Regions from separate parts of the Mus musculus genome. Here region 2 is linked to region 1. A link is a loop called in an ENCODE intact Hi-C map of the cell type or tissue named here. Cell type or tissue: left cerebral cortex. All regions are shown on one strand. Links, peaks and the distances in the headings refer to the core of each region. The heading gives the core; the rest is flanking DNA.

Region 1 (9,948 bases), core at 442-8,441:
ATTCCTAAAGCATATACATATAGGAAAAATGTAAATTGAGTCAGATGAAGAAGAGACAATGACCCAACTATACATTTTACAGCACCAAGGAAAATTTCATTGCAAGAAATTGGTTATATTTTGATTCGTTACCAAAAGCATTCCCACTGAATCCCCTCCTCCAACATCATGGACTAAACCAAGGCTATTGGTTTCTTTCCAAACCCTAATGGTAAAGCCCATTGCTGAAGAAAGTTCTTATGTCCTGGATGATGGAGAAATCTAGCTGTTGCCTAAATAGGAGCTTAAACTCCTACTAACTAGTATTTGTGTTGCTTAAAGGTACTGTTTACACTACCAAAGGAGAAAAGTATTCATTAATATCATCCATCTACACATGCCATGTTCTAAAACTTACCATCTGTGGAGCAGAGAAAACAGAGAATCATGATGAGTAGTATGCTAACTTTTGTGACAGTATTCATGATGGATGGTAGAAAGTGGATTAGAGTAAATGATGGTAATTTGTTCCCTTTATAAAACTGGAGAACAGGAAGAATTCTCCAACACAGACACAAGGAGGAAATGCCCTTTTCTACTTACTTCTGAGAAATCAAAAATATGATAATATGGGAAGTACAGGCTGCCCAATGTTTTTGCTCCAGCTAAGTAAGATAGCTTCCACCCTTTATCTTATCTTCTGTATGTGCAAGTCTCTGTGACATAGTATTCTGGTCCTTCAGAAACTCCTCTCTATATACTATGTGAGAAAGAGATGATCATCCTAAGATTGGGAAGTGGTAAAAGGTAACTCAGAACTCAAATGCTTCCAGAGAAGGTTCCTGAGACATGAAGGCTTACTGTAAAAGTTACTCCAATGCTGGAAAATTCTCCAGTGTGAGTCATAGGATAGGATTTTTGAGCCTAATCATCTACATGCAACTTCCAAAGCTCTTGACTTCCAACACCTCAGTCTTTTCTCCTTAGGAAGTTCTAGTGCTTATCATGCTGGAAGTCTGGGAAATCTGGAGGTACACAACAAATCTTACAGTTGGGTAGTTGAAGGATCAACGAAGAGATGAGGTGATGTTTCTTCAGAGACATTTCCAGTGAGCTCCTTCTTGGGATCTGAACAGTTTCTGGGTATTTCCTGTCCTAGCCCATCTGGGATTAAAATTAAGACCATGTCTATACTACACTCAGCCTTGGTTCGCTAAACATTCTGCTGTTTACTCCAAGAAAATGAAAAAGCCTGGTCCAAACCTCCCTCTGGGCCATTCAGCTCCATTCTAAAAAAAACTTCTAAAAGAATATTTCATGCTTGTTACCCTGTGGCCACTCCAACTACACTGGGAGATTTACTTCCGTCATGATACTGCTTTTTCTTGTGGGGTACACTTGCCCCACCTTCTTTCAAGGTGGTACTAGGTCCTATTACCTTTATTGTACAGGTGACCTTGTCTTTGTGTAGCTCCACTGTCTTGTATTCATTTAAAACCAATAACCATTAAGGTCTTTTCTGTCTCCTTGTTGACCCTGCACTCTTGGAATTATGTGTCATTCATATTCTAAAATTTTAACAGATAGGCTCTCTCCCTTTCCATCTGCAGATCTTTTACATATTGGATTATTAAAAGAACTCTGGGCAGGGTCACAAATCCCTTCCAGTCCATGCCACCACCGGGGTTCCTTGCCCATGGAGTCTCCGGACACCCGCAAGGACCCCCACAGGATCCCCCACAGGATCTTAAGACCTTTGGTGAGTGGAACACAGCGCCTGCCCCAATCCAATCGCAATAGACCTGAGACTGCATTATTTAGGGAGGCAGATAACCCGGCCTGAGCAGGGTCACAAGTCCCTTCCAGGCCACACCAGCACTGAGGTTCCTTATACGCGAAGTCTCCGGACACCCGCAAGGTCCCCCACAGGACACTCCATGGGATCTTAAGACCTCTGGTGAGTGGAACACAACTTCTGCCAGGAGGCAGGTTTGAACACCAGATATCTGGGCACCTTCCTTGCAAGAGGAGAGCTTGCCTGCAGACAGTACTCTGACCACTGAAACTAAGGAGAGAACTTGTCTCCCAGGTCTGCTGATAGAGGATAACATAATCACCTGCGGAACAAGCTCTAACCAGAGACAGCTATAACAAATAGCTCCAGAGATTACCAGATGGCAAAAGGCAAATGTAAGAATCTTACTAACAGAAATCAAGACCACTCACCATTATCAGAACACAGAACTCCCACCCCACATAGTCCTGGGCACCCCAACACACCCTAAAAGCTAGACCCGGATTTAAAAGCATATCTCATGATGATGGTAAAGGACATCAGGAAGGACTTTAATAACTCACTTAAAGAAATACAGGAGAACACTGCTAAAGAGTTACAAGTCCTTAAAGAAAAACAGGAAAACACAACCAAACAGGTAGAAGTCCTTATAGAAAAACAGGAAAACACATCCAAACAGGTGATGGAAATGAACAAAACCATACTAGACCTAAAAAGGGAAGTAGACACAATGAAGAAAACCCAAAGTGAGGCAACACTGGAGATAGAAACCCTAGGAAAGAAATCTGGAACCATAGACTCGAGCATCAGCAACAGAATACAAGAGATGAAAGAGAGAATCTTGGGTGCAGAAGATTCCATAGAGAACATCGGCACAACAATCAAAGATAATACAAAACGCAAAAAGATCCTAACTAAAAATATCCAGGAAATCCAGGACACAATGAAAAGATCAAACTGACGGATAATAGAAGTTGATGAGAATGAAGATTTTCAACTTAAAGGGCCAGCAAATATCTTCAACAAAATTACAGAAGAAAACTTCCCAAACCTAAAGAATGACATGCCAATGAACATATGAGAAGCCTACAGAACTCCAAATAGACTGGACCAGAAAAGAAATTCCTCCCGACATATAATAATCAGAACAACAAATGCACTAAATAAAGAGAGAATATTAAAAGCAGTAAGGGAGAAAGGTCAAGTAACATAAAAAGGCAGACCTATCAGAATTACACCAGACTTTTCACCAGAGACTATGAAAGCCAGAAGAGCCTGGACAGATGTTATACAGACACTAAGAGAACACGAATGCCAGCCCAGGCTACTATACCCGGCCAAACTCTCAATCACCATAGATGGAGAAACCAAAGTACTCCGCGACAAAACCAAATTCACATATTATCTTTCTACGAATCCACCCCTACAAAGGATAACAACAACAACAAAAAAAAAAAAAATACAAGGACAGAAATCACGCCCTAGAACAGGCAAGAAAGTAATCCCTCAACAAACCAAAAAGAAGACAGGTACAAGAACAGAATGTCAAATCTAACAACAAAAATAAAAGGAAGCAACAATTACGTTTCCTTAATATCTCTTAATATCAATGGACTCAATTCCCCAATAAAAAAACATAGACTAACAGACTGGCTACACAAACAGGAACCAACATTCTGCTGCTTACAGGAAAACCATCTCAGGGAAAAAGACAGACACTACCTCAGAGTGAAAGGCTGGAAAACAATTTTCCAAGTAAATGGCCTGAAGAAACAAGCTGGAGTAGCCATTCTAATATCGAATAAAGTTGACTTCCAACCCAAAGTTATCAAAAAAGACAAGGAGGGACACTTCATACTCATCAAAGGTAAAATCCTCCAAGAAGAACTCTCAATTCTGAATATCTATGCTCCAAATGCAAGGGCAGCCACATTCATTAAAGTCACTTTAGTAAAGCTCAAAGCACACATTGCAACTCACACAATAATAGTGGGAGACTTCAACACACCACTTTCATCAATGGACAGATCGTAGAAACAGAAACTTAACAGGGACACAGTGAAACTAACAAAAGTTATGAAACAAATGGACTTAACATATCTACAGAACATTTTATCCTAAAATGAAAGGATATACCTTTTTCTCAGCACCTCACGGGACCTTCTCCAAAACTGACCATATAATTGGCCACAAAACAGGCCTCAACTGATACAAAAATATTGAAATTGTCCCATGCATCCTATCAAACCAACATGAACTAAGGCTGATCTTCAATAACAACATAAATAATGGAAAGCCAACATTCATGTGGAAACTGAACAACACTCTTCTCAATGATACCTTGGTCAAGGAAGGAATAAAGAAAGAAATTAAAGACTTTTTAAGAGTTTAATGAAAATGAAGCCACAACATACCCAAACCTATGGGACACAATGAAAGCATTTCTAAGAGGGAAACTCACAGCTCTGAGTTTTGCCAAAAATAAATAAATAAATAAATAAAAAACCCTAGAGAGAGCACACAATAGCAGCTTGACAACACACCTAAAAGCTGTAGAAAACAAGGAAGCAAATTCACCCAAGAGGAGTAGTCGGCAGGAAATAATCAAACTCAGGGGTGAAATCAACCAAGTGGAAACAAGAATAACTATTCAAAGAATCAACCAAACGAGGAGCTGGTTCTTTGAGAAAATCAACAAGATAGATAAACCCTTAGCTAGACTCACTAGAGGGAACAGGGACAGCATCCTAATTAACAATTTCAGAAATGAAAAGGGAGACATAACAACAAATCCTGAAGAAATACAAAACTCCATCAAATTCTTCTACAACAGGCTATACTCAACAAAACTGGAAAACCATGACTAAATCGACAAATTTCTAGACAGATACCAGGTACCAAAGTTAAATAAGGATCAAGTTAACGATCTAAACAGTCCCATATCCCCTAAAGAAATAGAAGCAGTCATTAATAGTCTCCCAGGAAAAAAAAAGCACAGGACCAGATGGGTTTAGTGCAGAGTTCTATCAGACCTTCAAAGAATATCTAATTCCAGTTCTGCACAATGTATTCCACAAAATAGAAGTAGAAGGTACTCTACCCAACTCATTCTATGAAGCCACAATTACTCAGATACCTAACCCACAGAAAGATCCAACAAAGATAGAGAACTTCAGACCAATTTCCCTTAAGAATATCGATGCAACAATACTCAATGAAATTCTCGCTAACTGAATTGAAGAACACATTAAAACAATCATCCACCCTGACCAACTAGGTTTTATTCCAGGAATGCAGGGGTGGTTAAATATATGGAAATCCATCAACATAATTCATTATATAAACAAACTCAAAGACAAAAAAACCACATGATCATCTCATTACATGCAGAAAAAGCATTCGACAAGATCCAACACGCATTCATGATAAAAGTCCTGGAAAGATCAGGAATTCAAGGCCCATACCTAAACATGATAAAAGCAATCTACAGCAAACCAGTAGCCAACATCAAAGTAAATGGTGAGAAGCTGGAAGCAATCCCACTAAAATCAGGGACTAGACAAGGCTGCCCACTTTCTCCCTACCTATTCAACATTGTACTTGAAGTCCTAGCCAGAACAATTCGACAACAAAAGGAGATCAAGGGGATACAAATTGGAAAAGATGAAGTAAAAATATCACTTTTTGCAGATGATATAATAGTATATATAAGTGACCCTAAAAATTCCACCAGAGAACTCCTAAACCCGCTAAACAGCTTCGGTGAAGTAGCTGGATATAAAATTAACTCAAACAAGTCAATGGCCTTTCTCTACACAAAGAATAAACAGGGTGAGAAAGTAATTAGGGAAACAACACCCTTCAAAATAGTCACAAATAATACAAAATACCTTGGCTTGATTCTACCAAAGGAAGTGAAAGATCTGTATAAGAACTTTAAGTCTCTGAAGAAAGAAATTAAAGAAGATATTAGAAGATGGAAACATCTCCCATGCTTATGGATTGGCAGGATCAATGGAAATCAGACAAATGAGACAATTAGTGGAAAAAAGACAGCATTTTCAACAAATGGTGCTGGCACAACTGGCGATTATCATGTAGAAGAATGCAAATTGATCCATTCCTATCTCCTTGTACTAAGGTCAAATCTAAGTGGATCAAGGATCTTCACATAAAACCAGAGAGAGTTAAACTCATAGAGGAGAAAGTGGGGAAAAGCGTCGAAGATATGGGCACAGGAGAAAAATTTCTGAATAGAACAGCAATGGCTTGTGCTATAAGATCAAGAATAGACAAATGGGACCTCATAAAATTGCAAAGCTTCTGTAAGGCAAAAGACACTGTCAATAAGACAAAAAGGCCACCAACAGATTTGGAAAGTATCTTTACCTATCCTAAATCAGATAGGACATTAATATCTAATATATATGAAGAACTCAAGAAGGTAGACTCCAGAAAATCAAATAACACCATTAAAATTGGGGCTCAGAGCTAAACAAAGAATTCTCACCTGAGGAATATCAAATGGCTGAGAAGCACCTGAAAAAAAAATGTTCAGCATCCTTAATCATCAGAGAAATGCAAATCAAAACAATCTTGAGATTCTACCTCATACCAGTCAGAATGGCTAAGATCAAAAATTCAGTTTACAACAGATGCTGGTGAGGATGTGGAGAAAGAGGAACACTCCTCCATTGCTGGTGGGATTGCAAGCTTGTACAACCACTTTGGAAATCAATCTGGGGATTCCTCAGAAAATTGTACATAGTACTATCGGAGGATCCTGCAATACCTCTTCTGGGCATATATCCAGAAGATATTCCAACTGGTAAGAAGCACACATGCTCCACTATGTTCATAGCAGCCTTAGTTATAGTAGCCAGAAGCTAGAAAGAACCCAGATGTCCCTCAACAGAGGAATGGGTACAGAAAATGTGGTACATTTACACAATGGATTACTACTCAGCTATTAAAAAGAATGAATTTCTGAAATTCCTAGGCAAATGCATGGACCTGGAGGGCATCATCCTGAATGAGGTAACCCAATCACAAAAGAACTCACATGATAGGTACTCACTGATAAATGGATATTAGCCCAGAAACTTAGAATACCCAAGATACAAGATATAATTTGCAAAACACATGAAATTCAAGAAGAATAAAGACCAAAGTGTGGACACTTTGCCCCTTCTTAGAATTGGGAACAAAACTTCCATGGAAGGAGTTACAGAGACAAATTTTTGAGCTGAGACAAAAGGATGGACCATCTAGAGACTGACATAACAGGGGATCCATCCCATAATCAGCCCCAAACACTGACACCATTGCATACACTAGCAAGATTTTGCTGAAAGGACCCAGATATAGCTGTCTCTTGTGAGGTTATGCCAGGGCATAACCAACACAGAAGTGGATGCTCCTAGTCAGCTATTGGATAGATCACAGGACCCCCAATGAAGGAACTAGAGAAAGTACCCAAGGATCTAAAGGGGTCTGCAACCCTTTAGGTAGAACAACAGTATGATGGCCTAGTTGGCCATCATTGGAAAGAGAGGTCCATTGGTCTTGCAAACTTTGTATGCCTCAGTACAGGGGAATGCCAGGGCCAAGAAGTGGGAGTGGGTGGCTAGGGGAGTTTGGGTGGAGGGTATGGGGGACTTTTGTGATAGTCTTCAAAATGTAAATGAAGAAAATACCTAATAAATAACAAAATGCCACAAGTAGAGATTATTATGCAAATGCTTCTGATATTTACCAGCAAGTGATTTACAAAATATCACAATGCCACACAAGCCTAATGAAGTACATTGGTTTTAAAACTATGTAAACATTCTTGCATCCTGTCTTTGGATATTAAATGCAGAAAAAATGTCTTTGCAATTTCCCCTTTAGTAGATAAGGAACCGCCATTCATCTCATCCTACCATCCACATCCAGGTCCCAGGGCATCTTTACAACCCTTTGTGCCTAGTGAGTCTTTGTTGTGTTTCTTGTTATAGCCAGGAGCTACATTTCCAAGAAGCAAGATCCAAATCTTCTTTGCTGGATTGAATTCCTTCTTCTTCAACCTGGCAGGGTTTTTACTTTAGCCTGTAAGCTTGGCAATTTCTCCTACACATTCTGAATCTCCTACATTATCTATAACTTAGAATTGCTTTGATGTGCTGGAGAAAGCCTCAAGACAGGCTCATTGACTTTCAATTGTGCCCACATCATATGTAAATCAAAACTACCCTTCAGTTTCCTTCTGATGCCAAGTATGTTCTGGCTACTGTCTACCAAATCAGTGGCTAGAGCCTGATAAGTTTTCTTCTACCAAATGCACAGGGCAAATGAGATACATTTTTTCTTGCTGTTTCTTCTCTTGTACCTCCAGCATGCTTTCTCTCTCTGGAAGGAGAGGGAATGTTTTTTCTTGTATTGATAGCATTTCCTATGATGAAGTGGTCAGAAATGTCAATGTATGGAACAGCCTCAAGAGTCTGTGAAGAGATCCCTATTTCTGGTTGTTTAAAGGTAAAGAAATGTAGTGAGTAACCTGAAACTTTTCTTCCTATTGAGCATGTATCTGGCTTTTGCTCTTATTGGCCTCCTTATAATTGCATTTCATGTCGATTTCTAAAATGTTATCTCCTAATCTTACTTTACTCTCCCTATGGGAAAATAAAATAAAATTTATCCATAGGAAATATAAATGGCTCTTGCAAACTCTAAAAGTAGGATACATGATATATGTTTTAAGTACATTTGTGTTTCTGTATTAGGAGCCTCAGGCCAGGCAAGACAGACACTTGTTATTAAATTGTATCTCTAAGACAACTAAGACTTAGGAATTGTAATGGTCAATATTGTAACCTTGACAAGATCCAGCATCACCTTGAGGACAATCTTCTGATTAATAGTCTTTGTTAACTAAGATAGGAAGACCCATTGCCTTCCATTCTTGGGTCTTGGACTTAATTGGAAAAGAAACTGGTGTCAGAGCTAGCTACACCTCCCTCTGATCTAACCTCAGAGACCATGTAATCTGCAGCCTCAGGACCCTGCCAACAAGTCTTCCCACCACCATGGAGCTGTGGCAGCAGGCCTTGTGCAGAGATAGACCTGTAGAGTAATCATAACAAAGGAGCAGAACACCAGCAGAGGATATTTCCATAGTGTGGATAGCAAAAGTTATGCCTGCAATGGTTTGCTTAGAAGCACATCACAGTCCCTTGTGGATGGCTAAAGAAGAAAATATCATGTTAATTTTGTAACTGAAGTAGTCAGGTAACAGTTCTTCTGTAAAATAAAACCGGTTATTAATTAAGGATTGGATGATTTTGCACCTTAAAGGAAATCTTTAACAAGTTGAAAGAATTTTTGGAAATAAATCATGAATACTAGAGAGAAAAGGGAGCATTTAGAAAAGACTCTTTTTGCTAAAGCCAAATGGCTGTTGAACTTTGGGGAAAGTTATATGATAGTGAGGAAAGCATAATGTCTATCTAGATTAATTAATTGCTATTCAAAAATGGATGTTATTACTCTCAAATTGTACTACCCATGAAACAATTAATTGTATAATCTTTTGCCTTCTCAACTCAATCATTTCCCTTCTCAACTCAATCTCTTGCCTTCTCAACTCTTACCTTCAACTCTCCTTACTACTCTGGCTTGGTTCTGCTACTTCTCTAGGCTATATATTTTTTCTGATAATTCCACTCCATTCTAAATTTTCACAATTAATGACACAGTCACATCAGTGACCCCCTGTCTTAGGGTTTCTATTCCTGCACAAACATCATTACCAAGAAGCAGTTGGGGAGGAAAGGGTTTATTCAGCTTACATTTCCACATTGCTGTTCATCACTGAAAGAAGTCAGGACTGAAACTCAAGCAGGTCAGGAAGCAGGAGCTGATGCAGAGGCCATAGGGGTATGTACTTTGCTGGCTTGCTTCCCCTGGCTTACTCAGCCTGCTCTCTTATAGAACCCAAGACTACCAGCACAGAGATGACACTATCTACAAGGGGACCTCCCCCCTTAATCACCAATTGAGAAAATGCTTTACAGCTGGATCTGGTGGAGGCATTTCCCCAACTGAAGCTCCTTTCTCTGTGATAACTCCAGCAGTGTAAAGTTGACACAAAACTGGCCAATACACCCCCAACGTTTTTTTAATAAAAAAAAGAG
Region 2 (9,948 bases), core at 1,402-9,401, 290 kb after region 1:
GCAGTAAGGGAGAAAGGTCAAGTAACATATAAAGGCAGGCCTATCAGAATTACACCAGACTTTTCACCAGAGACTATGAAAGTCAGAAGAGCCTGGACACATGTTATACAGACACTAAGAGAACACAAATGCCAGCCCAGGCTACTATACCCGGCCAAACTCTCAATTACCATAGATGGAGAAACCAAAGTATTCCACGACAAAACCAAATTCACCCATTATCTTTCCAGGAATCCAGCCCTTCAAAGGATAATAACCAAAAAAAAAAAAAAAAAAATACAAGGACAGAAATCACACCCTAGAAAAAGCAAGAAAGTAATCCCTCAACAAACCAAAAAGAAGACAGCGACAAGAACAGAAAGTCAAACCTAACAACAAAAATAAAAGGAAGCAACAATTACGTTTCCTTAATATCTCTTAATATCATAGAGGAGAAAGTGGAGAAAAGCGTCGAAGATATGGGCACAGGAGAAAATTTTCTGAATAGAACAGCAATGGCTTGTGCTATAAGATCAAGAATAGGCAAATGGGACCTCATAAAATTGCAATGCTTCTGTAAGGCAAAGGACACCGTCAATAAGACAAAAAGGCCACCAACAGATTGGGAAAGGATCTTTACCTATCCTAAATCAGATAGGACATTAATATCTAATATATATGAAGAACTCAAGAAGGTAGACTCCAGAAAATCAAATAACACCATTAAAAATGGGGCTCAGAGCGAAACAAAGAATTCTCACCTGAGGAATATCGAATGGCTGAGAAGCACTTGAAAAAATGTTCAGCATCCTTAATCATCAGGGAAATGCAAATCAAAACAATCTTGAGATACTAGTCAGAACGGCTAAGATCAAAAATTCAGTTGACAACAGATGCTGGTGAGGATGTGGAGAAAGAGGAACACTCCTCCATTGTTGGTGGGATTGCAATTTTGTACAACCACTCTGAAAATCAGTCTGGGGATTCCTCAGAAAATTGTACATAGTACTACCAGAGGATCCCACAATACCTCTCCTGGGCATATATCCAGAAGATACTCCAACTGGTAATAAGCACACATGCTCCACTATGTTCATAGCAGCCTTAGTTATAGTAGCCAGAAGGTAGAAAGAACCCAGATGCCCCTCAACAGAGGAATGGGTACAGAAAATGTGGTACATTTCCACAATGAATTACTACTCAGCTATTAAAAAGAATGAATTTCTGAAGTTCCTAGGCAAATGCATGGACCTGGAGGGCATCATCCTGAATGAGGTAACCCAATCACAAAAGAACTCACATGATATGTACTCACTGATAAATGGATATTAGCCCAGACACTTAGAATACCCAAGATACAAGATATAATTTGCAAAACACATGAAACTCAAGAAGAATAAAGACCAAAGTGTGGACACTTTGCCCCTTCTTAGAATTGGGAACAAAACACCCATGGAAGGAGTTACAGAGACAAATTTTTGAGCTGAGACAAAAGGATGGACCATCTAGAGACTGACATAACCGGGGATCTATCCCATAATCAGCCTCCAAACGCTGACACCATTGCATACACTAGCAAGGTTTTGCTGAAAGGACCCAGATATAGCTGTCTCTTGTGAGGTTATGCCAGAGCCTAGCCAAAACAGAAGTGGATGCTCATAGTCAGCTATTGGATGGATCACAGGACTCCCAATGGAGAAACTAGAGAAAGTACCCAAGGACCTAAAGGGGTCTGCAACCCTTTAGGTGGAACAACAATATGATGGCCTAGTTGGCCATCATTGGAAAGAGAGGTCCATTGGTCTTGCAAACTTTATATGCCTCAGTATAGGGGAATGCCAGGGCCAAGAAGTGGGAGTGGGTGGCTAGGGGAGTTTGGCGGGAGGGTATGGGGGACTTTTGTGATAGCCTTGGAAATGTAAATGAAGAAAATACCTAATAAATAAAAAAGCCACAAGTAGAGATTATTATACAAATGCTTCTGATATTTACCAGCAAGTGATTTATAAAATATCACAATGCCACACAAGCCTAATGAAGTAAATTGTTTATAAATCTATGTAAACATTCTTGCATCCTGTCTTTGGATATTAAATGCAGAAAGAAAAAATGTCTTTGCAATTTCCCCTTTAGTAGATAAGGAACCACCATTCATCTCATCCTATCATCCACATCCTGGTCCCAGGACATTTTTAAAACCCTTTGTGCCTAGTGAGCCTTTGTTGTGTTTCTTGTTATAGCCAGGAGATACATTTCCAAGAAGCAAGATCCAAATCTTCTTTGCTGGATTGATTTCTTTCTTCTTCAACCTGGCAGGGGTTTTACTTTAGCCTGTAAGCTTGGCAATTTCTCCTACACCTTCTGAATCTCCTACATTATCTATAACTTAGAATTGCTTTGATGTGCTGGAGAAAGCCCCAAGACAGGCTTACTGACTTTCAATTGTACCCACCTCATATGTAAATCAAAACTACCCTTCAGTTTCCTTCTGATGCCAAGCATGTCCTGGCTACTGTCTACCAAATCAGTGGCTAGAGTCTGATCAGTTTTTTTCTAGCAAATGCACATGGCAAATGAGATACATCTTTTCTTGCTGTTTCTTCTCTTTTGTACCTCCAGCATGCTTTTTCTCTCTGGTAGGAGAGGGAATGTTTTTTCTTGTATTGATAGCATTTCCTATGATGAAGTGGTCAGAAATGTCAATGTATGGAACAGCCTCAAGAGTCTGTGAAGAGATCCCTATTTCTGGTTGTTTAAAGGTAAAGAAATTTATATAACCTCAAACTTTTCTTCCTATTGAGCATGTATCTGACTTTTGCTCTTATTTGCCTCCTTATAATTGGATTTCATGTCAATTTCTAAAATGTTATATCCTAATCTTACTTTACTTTCCCTAAGGGAAAATTAAATAAAATTTATCCATAGGAAATATAAATGACTCTTGCAAACTCTAAAAGTAGGATACATGATATATGTTTTAAGTACATCTGTGTTTCTGTATTAGGAGCCTCAGGCCAGGCATGACAGACACTGGTTATTAAATTGTATTTCTAAGACAACTAAGACTTAGGAATTGTGATGGTCAATATTGTAACCTTGACAAGATCCAGCATCACCTTGAGGACAATCTTCTGATTAATAGTCTTTGTTAACTAAGATAGGAAGACCCATCCATTGCCTTCCATGCTTGAGTCTTGGACTTAATTGGAAAAGAAAGTGATGTCAGAGCCAGCTACACCTCCCTCTGCTCTAACCTCAGAGACCATGTAATCTGCAGCCTCAGGACCCTGCCAACAAGTCTTCCCACCACCATGGAGCTGTGGCAGCAGGCCTTGTGCAGAGATAGACCTGTAGAGTAATCATAACAAAGGAGCAGAACACCAGCAGAGGATATTTGCATAGTGTGGATAGCAAAAGTTATGCCTGCAATGGTTTGCTTAGAAGCACATCACAGTCCCTTGTGGATGGCTAAAGAAGAAAATATCATGTTAATTTTGTAACTGAAGTAGTCAGTTAACAGTTCTTCTGTAAAAGAAAACTAGTTATTAATTAAGGATTGGATGATTTTGCACCTTAAAGGAAATCTTAAACAAGTTGAAAGAATTTTTGGAAATAAATCATGAATACTATAGAGAAAAGGGAGCATTTAGAAAAGACTCTTTTTGCTAAAGCCAAATGGCTGTTGAACTTTGGGGAAAGTTATATGATAGTGAGGAAAGCATAATGTCTATCTAGATTAATTAATTGCTATTCAAAAATGGATGTTATTACTCTCAAATTGTACTACCCATGAAACAATTAATTGTATAATCTTTTGCCTTCTCAACTCAATCATTTCCCTTCTCAACTCAATCTCTTGCCTTCTCAACTCTTACCTTCAACTCTCCTTACTACTCTGGCTTGGTTCTGCTACTTCTCTAGGCTATATATTTTTTCTGATAATTCCACTCCATTCTAAATTTTCACAATTAATGACACAGTCACATCAGTGACCCCCTGTCTTAGGGTTTCTATTCCTGCACAAACATCATTACCAAGAAGCAGTTGGGGAGGAAAGGGTTTATTCAGCTTACATCTCCACATTGATGTTCATCACTGAAAGAAGTCAGGACTGGAACTCAAGCAGGTCAGGAAGCAGGAGCTGATGCAGAGGCTATGGGGGTATGTACTTTGCTGGCTTGCTTCCCCTGGCTTACTCAGCCTGCTCTCTTATAGAACCCAAAACTACTAGCACAGAGATGGCAGCATCTACAAGGGGACCTCCCCCCTTGATCACTAATTGAGAAAATGCCTTACAGCTGGATCTCGTGGAGGCATTTCCCCAACTGAAACTCCTTTCTCTGTGATAACTCCAGCTGTGTCAAGTTGACACAAAACTGGCCAATACACCCCCCAACTTTTTTCTAATAAAAAAAGAGGAGGAATTTGTGGGGAATTGCAGGCTGGTATCCAGTCGAGCTAAGGTCTGAAGCCCAACAGTCATAATTTACCTACATGACATGGTAGGCATTCCCTTATGCACCTGGAACTCTAGACCCTGCCTAAGTTACTGCCCACCACAGCCCCCACAAGAAACCCATGATCAGAAATCACATAAGCAATGGTCCAAGCTTCTGACCTTGAGCCTAAACTCCTTCCCAATTACCTAGCAACAGTAAAGATAATAAAAACAGTTGCTCAGCCCCCACCATGCTCTCTTACTCTTCTGCTCTTACCTCTTACTCCTCACTCTCACCCTCTCTCTCCCCTCTTTGTCTTCTCAGTTCTCTCCCTTCCTCTTTCTCTTTGTCTTCTCTCTCTCTCTCTCTCTCTCTCTCTCTCTCTCTCTCTCTCTCTCTCTCTCTCTCTCTCTCCCCTACCTTCTCTCTCTTTCCCCTGACTTCTATAATAAAGCTCTTAAACCTTACAGTGTGTCTGCTCCCTCAAGGCCCGCTGTGCACTCTGGTCAGTGTTGGGAACTTCTTCCCCTATTCCCTCTCTCCTGCAACCCTGGGGCTTCAGCAAGGAATCTCGGGGGGGGGGATCACCAGATGGGAGCTTCCCCTTTCTCCACCCTTTACCACATAGGCATACTCACCCAGGTACAATTGGAAAAGCACATGGCAATCTCCCCATGTCTGCCTGCCTAAAGTACAGGAACTCTGGCCGGACATGGCATATTTCTCCTTCCCTTTCTTCCCCAGGGCATTCCCTTTATTTTGTTCCCTACACAAGCAGATCTGTCCTTCAAAAGTTGCACTTGTCAGACATTTTGTCACAGAAGTGAGTAAAGCAAACAGAACAGTTGGCCATACCATCTTCACCCTTTATGTGTACTCCACTCTCCTGTAAAGTATCTTTAGGGATTCTTTACTTAAGTTATATAAAAGGATTTTCAGAGTCCTTCTTTAGAGATCCAAGGTTTTTCTCCTATTTTGGGTTTCAAAAGCATTTCTATCTTTATCTGCTTTTACAGAGCACACTGGATCCTATAACTTATTTTGAATCTGAAGGTTCACTATTGGCATATGGCATAGAAATTATGTCATGGCGTAGTCTTCTCCTTCCTCTGCCTCTATCAACACCATGCATAACACAGATTGGAGTAATCATATCAAGAATAGCATCAGCAGATAGTAAGCATTTGTTGTTCTAGTCTTGGTGCTCAAGACTTTATCACTTAATTTCCACTATTTCCCTGCACTATATAGGAGACTTAGGGGAGTCTTATTCAAGGAATTATTTAAAGATAACACAAGCATTTGCCCTTATGTGGCCAACTTGACCAAATACTGTCTCTCCATAGCTTCTCCTTACCTGTCCATTTTCACCCAGCTGTTCTGTGTCAACACCTTGAATGTGGAGCCCCTGTTACTACAACACTAGCATATGTGTGGTTACTTAACTACTGTCTTCTTGCTCAGCTAGTATGAGACACTGAATCTATCCCCTCAGAGCATGTCAGTACCAGAAACATAATAATGGCACTGAGTATGTTTAGAACAAATAAATCAGGAAGAAATGTGGGAACATTTTTTTAGTGGAGACAGAGAAGGTGGCATGTAGGTTTGACATTGGTTTGTATGTCCTGAGGAACCAAGTTTGCTACCAATAATTACAGATTTTGAGTGGTGCTCCAAATGTAGTGCTCAGCATGCTAGGTAGATAACAGCAGCCTGGGAACTCTTCACCTCTCACAATGTAATGGGTTGATCCAAGAACAAATTAAATATTGATTTCCCAACATTCTCCTTATATTTCTTAAATATGAATTCAGGGGATTTTCTTCCAAATTGATATTAGAATAAAATATAAATAATACCATATTAATTTCTATCATATTTAAATGTTGTTATTGATGGTTCAAGCTATTCTTTGCCTCATGAGAGTCTTTCTTATATACTGAATTATCTTGCATGTTCTTTGTATATAATTTGAGAGATTATCCTCAGTGTGTTGGAAAATGACCGTATTTTTGTACATATCCTTTCCAGATGTGATTGTGGCTAAATGAGAATATATGTGTAGCACCTAATTCAATAACTAGAATTGAGCAGATGAAAACAGAAACTGAGGATTTGTGTATAAAGGGAAATTGTGTGTAAAGACATAAGAAGAAGGTGGCTATATATAAACCAGAAAAAGAAGGCTCAGAAAAACCAACCCTACTGAGACTTTGCTCTTGGAATTCTAGCTTCCTTAACAATGCAAAAATAGACTTATGTGATTTGAACCACCAGATATCATGTCCTCTCATGGCACTAACAGACTAATATGGAGAACTGTCATAAATATCTGAATTACAGTTTGGAGATTGTTCCCCATTGTTATGAGAATCACCGTCAGATTCTGAAGCCCTTTCCTAGGCCCTTGGTGTGAGAGGAGCTGAGTGTTTGTGCTTCCCTAGATGGAATGCCATGAGGGTACACAGGATCATGCTTCTGGGATAACATAAAGGGATTGGCAGGACTAGTGCAGCTAAACTTGGCAACTGCCTGAATCTGGGTTTCATCTGGGATCAGGTTACCTTCTAAACTTTCTGGATCAGATCTTATTGGTATTCTAGAAAAAAATTGCTTGAGCCTCAAAGTTTGACCTAAGAGAAAGAGATTTCAGAGATTCTCATAAAATCCCTAGAAGAAATTCCTGTAGATGGAGAAAGAAAGCAAGGCTCCAAACACATCTGTGGAAGTTCCTATGGCCATAACCCTCTAAACCTTTGACTACTCTAGGCTGTGGAAGTACAGCTCCAGATTTCTCTCCTTGACTCATAGCTAAATTTATCTCTTTAACTAATCAGTTGGCTCAAGTAAATGAGAGAATTCAGCTTGTCCTGAAGTTCAGCCCAGATTGCAAAGGCTGACTAGAAGAAATTGTTCTTAGTTTCCTACCCACTCAAACTCACAAACCATATGAAAGCCATGTGGGCAGCTGAACTGTTTCAGACAACTCCTACAGCTATCCACAACTGTCAGGTTCTTCCTCTTCCCGTGACAGAGTGTCACTCTTAGGCCTTTGTCTGCTGTTGTCTCTAGAGTTATAACTTCTCAAATGGACCTCTGACTAAAGCATCTGAGACCAACTCCCTTTTTGGGACAAGGTCTCAATATACAGTACTGCTAACCTGGGACTCACTATATACAGCAGGTTAGCTATGATATCACAGAGATATGCACTCCTCTGCCACCTAAGTGCTAGGATTTGCACTGTACCTTGCCCTTCCCAGGTCTAATCCCTATGAATGGTAGATAGTTCTTGAGAATCTAAAATTTCAAGCATTCTGTAATCCTAATCTCTTGCTTCTTTGTGCTTTGGCAAAGGAAAGTAAGGTTGACATAGCCCTGGGGTCACTTTGTCAAGAAACAATGTAATGGATCCTATAAAATGATGCTGTGTGGCAGTGGGTTTTTTGTTTTGTTTTGTTTTGTTTTGTGTTTGTGTTTGTTTTAGGATCCTATGATAGAAATCCGTGGAAATGAAAAATTCACATGGTTATTTTTATGGATATTTTATATAATTACCTCGATTAAGAGAAGCATTAAGAAGTCATACTGTGGATCACTCTCCATGCCTCTTCTTTAGCCTGAATGTCCATACTGCTATGGGAAGACTCTGAAGAATACTTTCTGTAACTACAGGTACCACAAAAGAGGTAGAATTGTTCATGATTCCTCCATGTAAGGTGGCTGCAAACAGATGAAGAGCTTGGAATGCAGGAGGTCATGTGTTAGGACAGCCAGTGAGAGTAGACTTAGGGCAAAGCCTCTCATTTTGGCACACTAAGATCTTGCTTTCTCATTCCAGGCAAAGACTGGGTCATGGAAGATCAAAAAGAATCATCCAAGAACTCTACATAAAAGTCTTTGTGAGGAAGTTAATTCTTGGTGTTTTGTATTTCCCAAATATCTGAGTTTGTGGAGTCAGTAGCTGAAGATATTATGCCAGGGCTGAGGTAGAGATGACCTGTGAAAAGAGAGAACTCAAAATTCCTACCTAAAGCAATGAGGGAATGGGTGAGGGGAATCTTTGGGCAGGAGGAGAGCAGGACAGAATAGTTTGCCCTACAACCCCTGGTATAAGAAATAACACTGAGAAGTAATAAAGCTTTGGGTCAGAGCCAATGTTGAAGGTAAGGTTATACTTTACACATTTACCAGAAGTCTCAAGAATACTACTTGAGAATAGGTGAGAGGTAATCTAGAAATAGGAGAAGGGATGACAGTTTGGAAAGCAAGTCTTCCTCTATATGGATGGAAAATGGGTTTTCAAGAATCATAAGACTGTCTATGCTTCATGCTGATTTGAAAAGCATGAATGGTTTCAAGGGGAAGCTTGTATATCAAACCTCAATTCTGTCTTCTGGTGAATGTTCTAGTTCAGGTGCTCTGGTACTTCCTACTCAACTTCATTTACCCTTATGTTCTGATTCTCACCATTTTTAGGGTGATAAAAATACCATTGCAAAAAGTGACATTTTCTGGTGGATCTTTATGGGGAGGATCAAGGAAAGCAGACTACATGGAAACAGGGCCAAAAACAATCATTTCCAGAGTAATGACTTGCAGAGGGTAATTGAGGTAGAGGGAGGGTTTGTACTACTCAGAGCTGGAAGGACAATGAGAAGTTAGAAGATTTTCTGAAACTTAAATGCAAGGAATAGTCAGTATATTTGTTGAAGTTCTAATGCCTATCACCATTTTGTGAGAGTCATCTGGCCATAGCTACTTCTGTTCACTCAGCTCTTGTCTGTGATATTTCTATTGACTTTACTATGATCTTATAGCCAAAGACAAGTATATCAAGATGAAAAATTAGCTGAATACTAGTCACCAATTCTTATCTGAAGAGGCATATGTGGGATAATAGTCTTCAGGATATTTGAATATAATATTGCATTTAGGGAATCAATGATGAGATATAGGTTTCAACTTTCAACATAGTTTGAAAATATGATGATCAGAAAGAATTTTAGAAAACTCCTGTAATTTGGAAACATAATTAACCATTTGCATTAGATTTATCAGTCACTCACTTTACATTTCCCTTGTTAGCATGTTAAATCTCCCACATTTTAGTCTCCATACATGACTATATTTTCACAATGTAATCACATACACAAATGCAATATTATCTCAGTTATAGCAGTAGTATCCCTCTTTAGTATAATCACTGTGGTTTCTTTGTTTGTTTGTTTTTGTTTTTGTTGTTGTTGTTGTTGTTGTTGTTGTTGTTGTTTCAAGACAGGGTTTCTCTGTATAGCCCTGGCTGTCCTGGAACTCACTCTATAGACCAGGCTGGCCTCAAACTCAGATATCTGCCTGCCTCTGCCTCCCAAGTGCTGGGATCACTGTGGTTTCTTATTAGCATCTACCAAGTTATATTAATGGAACTAGAATAAAATCTTTAGATCTCAAACTTATTTTCAAAACTCTTGAAGTATAATTAAGACAGTATTTGCCCAACTATTATAATAATAAGATAAAAATTAGA

Evidence for each region. A loop is a pair of places that touch in the nucleus more often than their neighbours do. Peaks named below come from ENCODE experiments on the same cell type or tissue, not always from the same donor. Only the 100,000 strongest peaks of a DNase experiment are listed, where the experiment ranks them.
Region 2: it touches region 1 in a loop (12-fold over the local background); 5 of 42 quality-filtered maps call a loop at or near these places.

What each region holds. Positions count from the first base shown.
Region 1 is chr9:36,181,826-36,191,773 of GRCm38, reverse strand. No RefSeq gene overlaps it. Among named protein-coding and RNA genes, the nearest start is that of Gm3434, 51 kb to the right of the region's middle. In left cerebral cortex, for the core only: no CTCF peak of the experiment used is centred there; no DNase peak of the experiment used is centred there.
Region 2 is chr9:35,890,728-35,900,675 of GRCm38, reverse strand. No RefSeq gene overlaps it. Among named protein-coding and RNA genes, the nearest start is that of Pate13, 13 kb to the left of the region's middle. In left cerebral cortex, for the core only: no CTCF peak of the experiment used is centred there; DNase peaks (open chromatin) are centred at 5,461 and 7,340; H3K27ac peaks cover 288 bases.